Linked DNA regions of Homo sapiens: region 1 is linked to region 2. The links are chromatin contacts, found by Hi-C in ENCODE. All regions are on one chromosome and are shown on one strand. The core of a region is the stretch at or near the end of the contact, and the rest is flanking DNA. Distances in the headings are between cores, read along the strand shown. Region 1 holds the start of EOGT (EGF domain specific O-linked N-acetylglucosamine transferase). Region 2 holds the start of MITF (melanocyte inducing transcription factor).

Region 1 (5,858 bases), core at 2,712-5,211, 730 kb after region 2:
TAAAGAAATAATTGATGATCACTTCTTAAATCTATTAGTTCACAGAGCTTGTGGAGTGATATTGTCATTTCTTTTTCATTTAGTAGTTGGAATGTTTCCATAAAAAATTTACTTCAGTTATTTTGTTATTTGCATCATAATTCATACAGGAAAGACAGTATAAATATTCCTGATTCTTTCCCTTTGTTTACCAGTTTTCAGAATAAGAGTTGGTTTCCTTCTGTCATTAAAAATGAACAGCGATACCTTTTTGGCTTGCATGTTTGGTTGATTGGTCGTGTCTGATATGATTACTTAAATGTATCTGTCCTTCATCCAATTACAGTTACCTTTATTTATGTTTTAAATCATCCTATCTTTGGCCAGTAGGAAGGTTTTCAAGGTGGATCCTGAGTCCTTTTGATATGACCCTAATAGCCTTTTGATTGCTTTGCTGCTTCCTGATGTAAGATGTTGCAGGCTTATCTTGTACATTTCCTGCTCCAGACCCAAGATCATCCATTGTTCTATGGAGTCAGTGTTTCTTTTAATGGGAAATGGTTGGTAGAGATCACAGTGTGAGCGCAAGGGGGTGCTTCTTCCTCCTGGGTAGCTTGTCTCTAGGCCTTTTCAATGGAGCACGTAGGAGAGATGTGTTTTTAAAGATTAACCATACTGTTAATCATACTGAGGCCTCCAACTGAAATTCAGAACTACAGGATGTTTATATAGCCTGATTAAGCTTTCATATTTCTATCTCATGTCAAAAATTTCAGCTTCAAAGGTACCATCATAATTACTTCAACTTGGTGTATCCCATAATACCAATATTGCCACCAACAATTTGGTTACGGAATGCAGTCTACAAAAGAGTTTTTTTGTACTTTAGTCCTGAGAATACATCCCACTAAGTATATACAAATTAAGTTTTAAAGTCACTTGGGATAGCTCCTCTGGGTGATATGCCACAATTGGAAAACATTTAGGTTCATTTAGTTTCATTTTACTTTCAAGGATTGCTTTTTAAAAACAGAATTTTGCTTTATAATGTAACATATTTACATGACTTCAAAGTCATGTCTTCACGCCAGGCGTGGTGGCTCACGCCTGTAATCCAAGCAGTTTGGGAGGCTGAGGTGGGCGGATCACTTGAGGTCAGGAGTTCGAGACCAGCCTGGCCAATACAGTGAAACCCCGTCTCTACTAAAAATATAAATATTTGTCAGGCATGGTGGCGCATGCCTGTAATCGCAGTTACTCAGGAGTCTGAGGGAGAAGAATTGCTTGAACCCAGGAGATGGAGGTTGCAGTGAGCCAAGATTGCACCATTGTACTCCAGCCTGGGCAAAAGAGTAAGACTCTGTCACACACACACACACACACATACACACACACACACACACACACACCAAAAAACAAAGTCATGTCTTCTTTGTTCCTTATACCCCTCCTCTTCCCTCCTTGCCCATATAGTCATTTTAAATGTTAATCTACTTGTAAAATAATAATTAGTAAATATATATGTGTATACACATGTATACACACATATTCCTCTTAGAAAAATGATATTTACATATTACATATCCTTTTCCCACTCAATATTCTGTAGTGTACAGAGATATTTCTCAATTCCTTTTTATGCATGCATAGTTTTACATTGTATGGATAAACCATAGTTTATTCAACCAGCCTTCTATTGGTAGACACTTGAGTTTTATGTCAGCTCAAAGAAAATTTAAATTCTAACATTGGTATTTTGGAGAGAAATTCTATTTGAGAATGGCTGTTACAGTAAGAGAGACTCAATCTCATGTTCAGGTTTATCATATCTGGTTTCCTGTAAGTCTGAATGACCATTCAATATGTAGGTGTTTAAAATAGCACCACATAGCCAGGCGTGGTGGCTCACAACTGTAAACCCAGCACTTTAGGAGGCCGAGGCTGGAAGATCACTTGAGGCCCGGAGTTGGAAACAAGTGCTGGGAACATAGCAAGAACCTGTTTCTACAAAAAAAATAAAATAAAATAGTACCATGCACATGTCATACTGATTTTAACCTTTTTGTATGTGACAAAAATAGGATGGTAGCAAGTAGGCTGAGGAAGCTTTTTTTTTTTTTTTTTATGAGACAGGGTCTCACTGTGGCCCAGGCTAGAGTGCAGTGTCTCAATCATGGCTCACTGCAGCCTCAACCTCACTGGGCTCAAGCGATCATCCTGAGTAGCTGGGACTACTGGCATGAGCCACAGTGCCTGGCTTGAGGAAGCATTTTAAAAAATTACTGTCATTAGTGTGGGATGGTGAAGTATGCAAAGTATAAAATAATAGAGCAGTAATTCTGTTATAGGAAAGGGGTCCCAATCCAGACCCCAAGAGAGGGTTCTTGGATCTCGAGCAAGAAAGAATTCAGGGCAAAGTGTAAGCAAGTTTGTTAAGAAAGTAAAGGAAAAAAAAAAAGAAAGTAAAGGAAGAAAAGAATGGCTACTCCATAGACAAAGCAGCCCTGAGTGCTGCTGGTTGCCCATTTTTATGGTTATTTCTTGATGATATGCTAAACAGGTGGATTATTCATGCCTCCCCTTTTAAGACCATATAGGGTAACTTCCTGACATTGCCATGGCATTCGTAAACTGTCATGGCGCTGATAGGAGTATAGTAGTAAGGACTACCAGAGGTCTCTTTCATGGCCATCTTGGTTTTGGTGGGATTTAGCCGGCTTATTTACTGCAACCTGTTTTATCAACAAGGTCTTTATGACCTGTATCTTGTGCCGACTTCCTATCTCATTCTGCGACTTAGAATGCTTTAACGGCCTGGGAATGCAGCCCAGTAGGTTTCAGCCTCATTTTACTCAGCTCCTATTTAAGATGGAGTTGCTCCGGTTCACATGCCTCTTGACAGTTCCCTTAGAGGCAAAATCTTTTCAATAAAAAGAATAAATTAATACTGTAAAGTGCTTTAAAACAATGTTTGGCACATGTTAAACACCACATGTTCTTGCTGTTATTATTTGAAAAAAATTCCAGGTAAGATTCCTAATTTAGCAGGTCACTAATGGAACTTGTAACAATTCTTAAACAACATTACTTTTAAAAATTACGTAAAAAGCATGTAAGCCTTTGGAAACAAACTTGTTTCCTTATGATCATATTATTTAACTTCTGGTGACTATATTCATTTGAGCATGTTTATTTTGAAGTCATCACCTTCATATAATCAGTTCAACTTTAGTCACTATTTAATGATCAACTCTACTGTGCTGTAGATGGAATACTAGGCCTGGGGGAGCTTAGAGGAAAAGACAGTGGGGGATGGGAGTTCAAATAATTATAAGCAGTAATAAAGTAAATTAACAAAACCATAAAAATTAAACTCCACAGAGTAGCATTTGAACTTGATGAGTTTACGGATAGGTAAAACTATACTGCTTTTAAAATGTGTGTGGACTCCAAAGTATCCTCACCATCACAAAGTGTATTCGGTGAACGATGTTCAGTCCCCAAATTTGGAAGTTAGGGCGGCAACTTCTGCTTGAAATAAGACAAAAGTAAAAATCCACCTCAGTGCAACGCAGAAGACACGAAGAGTCAGGTTTTCTACCCACCCCGTCCTAACATCCTCTGAGCGCTTTAACGCTCTCGCTCAAGGAGGCGCGGGCTGCTGCGATGGAGATGGGCGTCCGGCGCCGGCACGTGCCGTCGGTCTTTCCGGCCCTGGTGAGGGAGCTGGCGGACTCGCGCGAACGTTCGCGGGAGAACGCCAGGAAGGGCAGATGGTTCCTCGACTCTGAGCCCCTCCCTGCTGCGCTCGCCGGGTCGAGGCCGCTCGCCGGGCTGAAGCCGCTCCGAGCGTCGGGCCCCGCGCCCTGGCCCTCCTGGGTGTAGTCCCGGTCCTGCCTCTGCGGGGCCCGAGCCCGCCCACGGCGCCGGCTGGCCAAGGTGTCCCAGCTGCTCCTTGGCGCCCCCTGGCCCAGCTCCCGCGCCCGAGGTTTCCGGTGAGCGGCAGTAGCCGGTTATGACGACTCCCTCCTCTGGAACAGCCGCCGTCTCCTCCGCCTCCTCCTCGGTAGTTCACGGCTGCCCCGGCTCCAGGTGGGACTCCCCCGCAATCTGCGGAGCCTTCCCCCGCTCTCCTTCCCGCCGCCGCAGCGCTCTGCGCTGTTCTTGCCCGGGTGGTAGCCGCTCCCGGCGCGGCTTCCCGGAGGGCTATAGCCTACGCACGCACTCCGCCCGCGCCTTCCCATTCCCTGCGGGCCGGGAGGCGGGCGTCGGAAGCCGATCCTGGCCCTCCCCGGCCCCGGGCGCCCGGCCCCTTCCCAGCGCCCGGAGCGCAGGCGGGCCCCGGGCCCTAGCCGCGTTGACCAGGTTTCCAGCCGGGGCGGAGCCGCTCCCCGGGGCCCCTCCCAGGCGCGCTGGGGACCCGGGGCGCCGCGGTGCACGGTGGCGGGCGGCCCCGGGAGATCACCGACCCCGAAGCAATCCCTGGCGGCGCCCGGGGTCCGGAACCCCAGCGCGGCGTCTCAGCCGCGGCGGGGTGCTCGCCACTGACCCCTCAGCCCTTGGCCGGGACTGACGTTCAAGCGGACAGCTGGGCTCTGCCGGGACTGACGTTCAAGGGGCAGCCGAGCACTTCCTGAGCCCTGCCTGGCACCCGCCGAGAGACTTTTTGGCACAAGTAGGGGCCAGCCGTTGAGGTGTCATTCGGGGTCTCACGTGTTGAACTTTCCATTTGCCCACTGCCGTCTTTAAACTTTTCCAAGCTCTCTCTCTCTGCGACATTGCCCCATTTCGCCCGCTGTGTCAACCCCAGGTTTTGCCTCCTATCCATCATCTTTCAGATGTTTCCCTTTTTTCCTTCCTCATTAGGCCTGTGGAAATCGAATCAAGGGTTTCTGGAGTGGAGTGATTCCAGCTGCTTTGAGCTGAAGGAAAAGTAGCCTGGCCAGTAAAGCGTCCGTGTGCTGGAGGAGTGCAGCCACCCATCCCGGCGGGCCTTGCAGGACGACCGACACCAGGAAGGCTTTGTGCCAGGCCCAGCAGCCACCCCCAGCCGCCTTATGCAAGTGGGTACATGCCCTCGCCAGACGCCAGCTTTCTGATCTGCGTCTTTAGATTTTTTCCATCGCCTAAGCGTTACTTCTCCACTGATCGGTGAGTTTAGTGATGGCCAGAGCTCACTGGAGGACAATGGACTTGGATAACCAAAGGTCAGGGCTTGGTCATAACAATGACTTTATTACCGGGAAGGACGAGTCAAAAAATAGGAAGGCCTGGGAACCCTCAGGCTCGCCACTCTAGGTGGGTAGCCCTGTGATTCAGCCAGTGGGATTACTGCTGTGAGAATGGGAAAGTTGTTTGCTTCTGGGAATGTTTGATCCACTAAGTATCCTGTTGGCCAGTTCCAGTGGATGCCTGTAGAAAGTGGGCCACCTCCTCCCGTTCCCCATTGGAATCTGGTCCGAGTTGCTGTGTTGGGGGTGGTGCCTGTGAACTCGAGTATAGCAGTGTGGTATTCATTAAGGAAAAGAAAGCGCACCACCGGCCAGGCCTTCTGGCTGAGAGTTATCACGTTACATTATTTTCTTTCTTAATATTTCCTTTAATTCACAACATCATCTGAATGATCAGGTTTACTTTAGCATCCTTTTAAGGTAATATGTTTCATTTCTGACAGGTTTTAGAGACCTGAAACATCACAGAAGCTTCTGAGTGGTTCTGAAGATTCAAGAGGTATATATTTTTATTACAAGTAGAGTCATTGTTACTATTAATATGTGTTTTTAAATTTTTATAAAACTGCTGTCAACTCATTCTTGGATAAAAGCTCCAAGTGAAAATGTTATTGTAATTCAGATCAGATTTACAGCAGATAACACCAT
Region 2 (5,810 bases), core at 186-2,685:
CTCCCCGTTCAGTTGCCCTTCTCCACTCACCCTCATTTCAAGACCCTCTCCCACTCTGCCAGCCAGGCCCATTCACCCAGGCCCCATCCACAGCGAAGGGCAAGGCAGGAAGTTACAGCCGAGTGCAGAAGCCCTGCTGGATGCTTCCAATGATAGCCTTATCCTAGCTCACAGCTTAGAGGGGTGGAAATAAACCCTTCTCAGCTATTCCAGCCTCCATTGACCATGTCCCTTTTAGGAAACATTGTAAACGAGAAGTACGAGGCGTCCAGAGTGGCTGCCGGACAGAGAGAACGGAAGACACCCAATCCATTTCGACAGACAAGTGGGAATGGAGGCAGCAAAAAGGGTGGCTCAAGGGAAGTGGGCACTAGAGGGGATGGGGCATCAGAGCAGTGGATGTCTTCACTCCTCGTCTAAAAAGTTTCTGAAGTCCCCAGCGAATTAAACACGTGTCTCTGCCAAGCGGGGTACACTCCCAGTAACCCCCAAGACCAAGGCTCATTTCCCCTCTGCAGGTAAGGCCTGGATTTGAATGGGACTCTATTTCCAGAGAGTTTAACTTGAACAAGGGGACACGCCCACCGCTGCCCTGGCCCCTCCCGCGCCCGCTAGCAGCGGTCTGGAGGTGAGAGGCGGAGCCCAGAGAAACCTCACCTGCAGGAGCCCAGAGGCTAGTTTCCCCACAGAGACCGGACTCCCAAGAGGTGACTCCAAGCGAACTAATTGCTTCCCTCCAATGTCGCATCTCAGTCCACCCAAAGCTCTCCCTCTCCGAGCCCTCAACCCGCTGGGATCTTCAGAAAGGGGGTTCACTAGAACTCTTTCTCCCCCATCCCACCGGGACAGCGTCCCGGCCCGGCGCTCCTCCTCCCCCACATCGCGCCAGGTCGCTCCCCAGCCCCCAATCAGTCTCAGCAGCTGGCATCCTCGGCCGAGGGTCCCCGCGCCTGGACGCTTCGTCCCCGGCGACCCGCCGCGCCCCCGCGAAGTGCGCTCCATCCGAGCTTCCTAAAGGCGCACTTGGGCCGGGCAGGCGCGGCCCCCAACTGCGAGGGGCAGTTCGCCCTCTGCTCCGGGGCAAGGGCACTGGGTCCTTGTCCCAGAGCTCCCGCGACCCGCTCTCCTCGCCCCAGAGTGGCAGACGCAGTGCCCCCCAGCCGCCCGGTGCGCCTCTGCCCAGCTGTCACCACTCACCTGCTCTTCAGCGGTTGACTTTTGAGTTCGTAATAGGTTTTGGGCTCTTCATGAAACTCCTCCCCGACTTCGAAATCCGGCACGATCCCCGATTCGGACTGCATGGCTCCCGCTTCCCGTCCTTCCACTGCTGGAAAGTGAGAACAGAGCCCGGGGGCGGAGGGAAGGTAGCTGGGCCTGGGTCCCCCGAGCCGTGCGCCCCGGCGCAGTGCCGAGCTCTGCCCGCTCGCCGGCTCGCGGCCGCCCGCCCCAGCGCGGGGAGTTTACACTCGCACCCGGGCGGGAGGGGCTGGCGGCCGAGCGCCGCCTGGGATCTGTAGTTCGGCCCGGGCGGGGCATTCCCAGCTCGCCTGGGGAGCCGCTCCCACGAAAACTACAGCTCCCAGAAGGCCAGGCGGGGGAGAGGCAACGTGGTGGACACCGCTAGTGCAACTCCTGTTTGGATTCATTGTCAATGTCAGCAGCTCCTCTCCCTCCTCTCTCCCCACTTGCTTCAAGGGTACAGACTTGGCTACTTAATATGAATAAGAATGGACACTGACTGCTCTTCTACCATCGCCCCGACCTCTCAGCTCAGACATCTGCGAGGGCACGCCAAGTGCTTATTTTAAAAATAAAATAGTCAAGGGTTTTGGCACAAGAAAGTTTTAGCATTCGAGCCTGTCTTAAAATAAAAGGACTTCCTATCAGCTCGCATGCTTCCCTGGGCTGCTGCGACATATCAGCTTGTCCTCGGATTGGAACAACGAGGAAGAACTTTCCTTCGCTCTGTAATGAAAACGTTATTGGAGAAATTGTTCTTGTGCGTTCCTTTTCTAGAACTAAGTCTGGACTTTTACAATAGTATTCATCAGTTGAATGGCTCTTTCCCCTTTATCCAAGTAGCCACTTCTAATCTACAGCAGCAATTGAAAGATTCGGTTAATTTTAAAAGGCACAAAGTTACAAAATAGCGTCGTTGCTCTCTGCTTTTAATTTCTCAGTTGACTGGGAGTTCAAATGAGATTTGTCCTAGCATTTCAGGAGTGAAGATGTACAAGTGAACTGTACAAGTGTCCACCCCTTCCCGAGCTTCCCGGAACTCACTTAGGGAAGAGAATTTTAAAACTCTCCGTTGTGGCTCATTTGTACTTCTAGTTCTTCCCTCTGATTAGCTCCAGTAGGACGTGTTCCTTCTTTTCAAAAGTGTTTTGAGGCATCAGGGAGGCAGTATAGAGTTACAGTGGCATTTAAAGGTATAAGACTCAGAGTTGAAATCCCCAGTCCTTCTAAGAAGAGCTGTGCAATCCTGAGCATGTCACTTGGTTCCTAGAAGCCTCCATTTCTTCATCCATAAAAGAAGAGATTGGCAAACCAGTTTTAGAAGATGTTGCAAGGTCAAATGTAAGAGAAAGTGATTTGCAATCTATAAAAACTCTGCTCAGTGGTCATTCTTTATTAGGTCTTGAAGTTATTCCTTTCAGATTAACATCTCATTTTGGTGTTTGGCCTTTCAGAATTAATAAACTAAATGACTGTCCTAGGAGAAAATTCTAAAGAGGCTACAGTGACAACTGGGCACCTCCCAGGAGTTACCCCTTTGCATATCTTGCCTCCCACTGAAACATTTTAATTTCACATCAGAAAAGACATCCAGTAGGATGGATCGATGTTAGGGCTGGAGTTCTCAAGGTGATTTGGAAAAAGTGCAGAAGGCACACTATGTTGCAGTAGCAATTACCAAATTTTCAGAATAAAAATTAGTCCCCAACATACGACTTTTAGGCCCTCCCCTGAAACTATTAAACTATGTCAGAATACCTGAGAACACCCCTAAGGAAAGTGGGAGTTTTGTGCTCATAAAAGTGGGATCCTAGATTCCTTAATAGATGGACTGCTGGAAATTAGCTGTCAAAAGCAAACAAAGAAAACGTGTTTCCTTCATGTTCTCTGGGAGAGAAAGAAGAAAGATCAAACATGAAGGAAACATGCAGTCTAGACTTCTAATCTCATCTGGGCTCTCAATTATCAGTGCTTGGAATATGGGAGGAGGGGTTGTCATAATAACTTATGGATGTTACAGACGTTTAAGGGGTATGGGCCAGAGACACTACACATATTGCACAATAACAAATTTTCTTGTCCAAATTTCAGTGGTATGTATCCCCATTGAGAAACATGGGAAGCTGCCTAATCTTTGGGCTCACCAGAAGTTTTTTAATCTGAGGGAAGCTACGGATCCTCTTCTCAGAAAATACAGATAGAAACAAAACTGTGCATAATTTTGGTCAGCTGACCCACTGAAGGCTATCACAGACTTTATGTTACAACTGCAGTTTATAACTTCTTTAGATCTGCAGTGAAACAGTCTACCCATCACTTATTACATCAAATAGTGACCTTCCAGACCTAAGGGACTAACCTCAAAGGAAAGAAAACTCAGGAAAACCAAGACCTCCGAATTCATCTTCAACTAAGTACACCCGCAAGAGAGGTCTCCAGGGTGCAGACCTCTGAGCTGAGGTTGTCCTGAGGTTCACACAGATAGCTGTTATTTTTTTCTCCTATACCTTTTCTTCTGGTCTCATCCTACTCCTTGTTCAGGAAAACTTATTTTCCATTACATATGGCTGGGTTATCCATTACAGTGCAGTCTGCTACCCAGTGCATTCTGATTCCTTTAAGACTGGACAGGGGACCTTGAGATGACTAGAAGTCCTCCTTAGGACTTCTCTGCTAGGGCAATGGGAGAAGACTGTTTGCTTTGCTAGAAAGAAGAAAATCTGGAGCTACTTACCCATGGGCAATTAGGGAAGCTAATTTGAAATGGAAGAGAATGAGATAAGATCAACAAAAAGAAGAAGAGACAAGCAAAGATAAAGAATAGAAAAGTACGACAACATTGTTTCACTTCCTTGTTCCAACCATACCTGAAGTCAGATATCCTTGGACTTTTTAGATATATGAACAAAAAAAAATTCCTTTTTGCTAGAACTATTTTTTTGTCACTTGCAACCACAAGAGCTTCGCATAATCACCATAAAAATATTTCACTCCTTTAAATGGATGATTTTCTGTGGATTGCTATACCATTAATCCACATAACCAAAAGCTGGCCACCTGATAGATGTACCCTGTAATCCCTCTTCATTAATGAGTTAAGCCCTAGGGTTAGGTACCACTTTGAAAAATAGATGATAACAGGCAATAGATCCATACATTTAAACTAAAGACTGAGCCTATTAAATGTACAAAAGCAATGACTACAGATTATAATTGTTGTTATTAATATTACATGTATTTATGTAATACATTACTTTTTACATACACTTGTCACATACATCTCTTATTTGAGCTCACAAAAATCCTTCAGAGATGGATAGGCAAGGGTTCCCCATTTACTCTATACTAAATATGTGCAAGGTATGGGCATGGCAATGTGTTAGGTACCTGGAATACAAAAATATATTTGACTTCCTCCCTCCCCTCATGAAGCTTCCAGTCCATGAGTTGAGTCAAGGCTTGTAACACAATGAGAAACCACACATAAAGCAGCAATGCTAAGCAGCAGATACCCAGTGTATGATTTGTACTCTCATATCCTCTTAGCTCAACAGCTATTTTTGGTGCATCCACTCTGTGCCAGGCACATTGTGCCCTAGGTATGGGGAAATAGCAATGATGACACATATGTGGTCCCTGCACACAGGACATGGTCCTTGACCTTTTAGGAGTAGAAATGGGCAGGATTTAATGGATAACAAGAGCGATAGATAAATACTACAATTGTCTAAGAAAAGAGCAACCACTGGGGGTCGGGATATTAAGACTCCTGGAAGCGATGTGACTAAGCTCCATCTTTTAAAAAAAAAATCTAGGGTATATGAAAACTAAATGTAATCAAGCCCCTAGGTCTAACCACCAGTTCACAGGAAAAAAAATGCAAGAGAAGACCACGTCAATAACATCACAAAAATAGAATCAGACAACCCAGAGATTTAAAAATTCTGTAAGACATTGAGAAATTCTTCAAAAAATAAATAGCATGAAATAAAGGGGAAGGAAGAACTTGTAAAGGCTTTAGAAGATTTAAGAGACATATTAGGCATGTGAATTATATATCAATAAAAAATGAATTAGAGGCTGGGCTTGGGGGTTCATTCCTATAATCCCAGCACTTTGGGAGGCCAAGGTGGGAGAATTGCTTGATCCCAGGAGTTTGAGACAAGCCTGGGCAATACAGAGGGACCTCATATCTACTAAAAATTATAAATAAATAAATAAACAGGAAAAAAGAGACATATCACTGAAATACCTTATGTGGACTTTATTTGGACCCTGATTAAAACAAACCAATTGTAAAAATTCATTCTGGGGAAAACTGGGAGAGTTTGAACGTGGGCTGGAATTGAATGACATTTTAAAAGTATTGTTAATTTGTATTAGGTATGATAAGTATATTATGCTTATCTCATTTTTATACTCTTTCTGTTAGAAATACATATAAAGTATGTATGGGTGAGATGATATGATGTCTTGGAGCTGTCATAAAATATCCCATCTCCTCTCCTTCTATCTCCAGAAAGGCATGGGAAAAGAAATATGAAACGTAAATGGTAAAATGTTGAAGCCAG

The links. Hi-C counts contacts between places; a loop is a spot of excess contacts on that map. Pooled maps may share reads with other maps.
Region 1: a loop to region 2 is called in a pooled map, with 3 times the contacts of the local background. The contact joins the promoter of EOGT here to the promoter of MITF in region 2. A Hi-C loop is called at or near these places in 4 of 50 pooled maps.

What each region holds. Positions count from the first base shown.
Region 1 is chr3:69,011,787-69,017,644 of GRCh38, reverse strand. EOGT (EGF domain specific O-linked N-acetylglucosamine transferase) reads left to right here and starts at 3,961. Exons shown (of 18, transcript NM_001278689.2): 1 at 3,961-4,071; 2 at 4,846-5,130; 3 at 5,654-5,709. EOGT-DT (EOGT divergent transcript) reads right to left here and starts at 4,525. Exons shown (of 1, transcript NR_185971.1): 1 at 1-4,525. RefSeq lists silencers at 3,734-4,033, 4,094-4,643.
Region 2 is chr3:69,735,089-69,740,898 of GRCh38, reverse strand. MITF (melanocyte inducing transcription factor) reads right to left here and starts at 1,435. Exons shown (of 10, transcript NM_001354604.2): 1 at 1,198-1,435. The coding sequence starts at 1,301. RefSeq lists a silencer at 1,200-1,499 and a promoter at 1,299-3,641.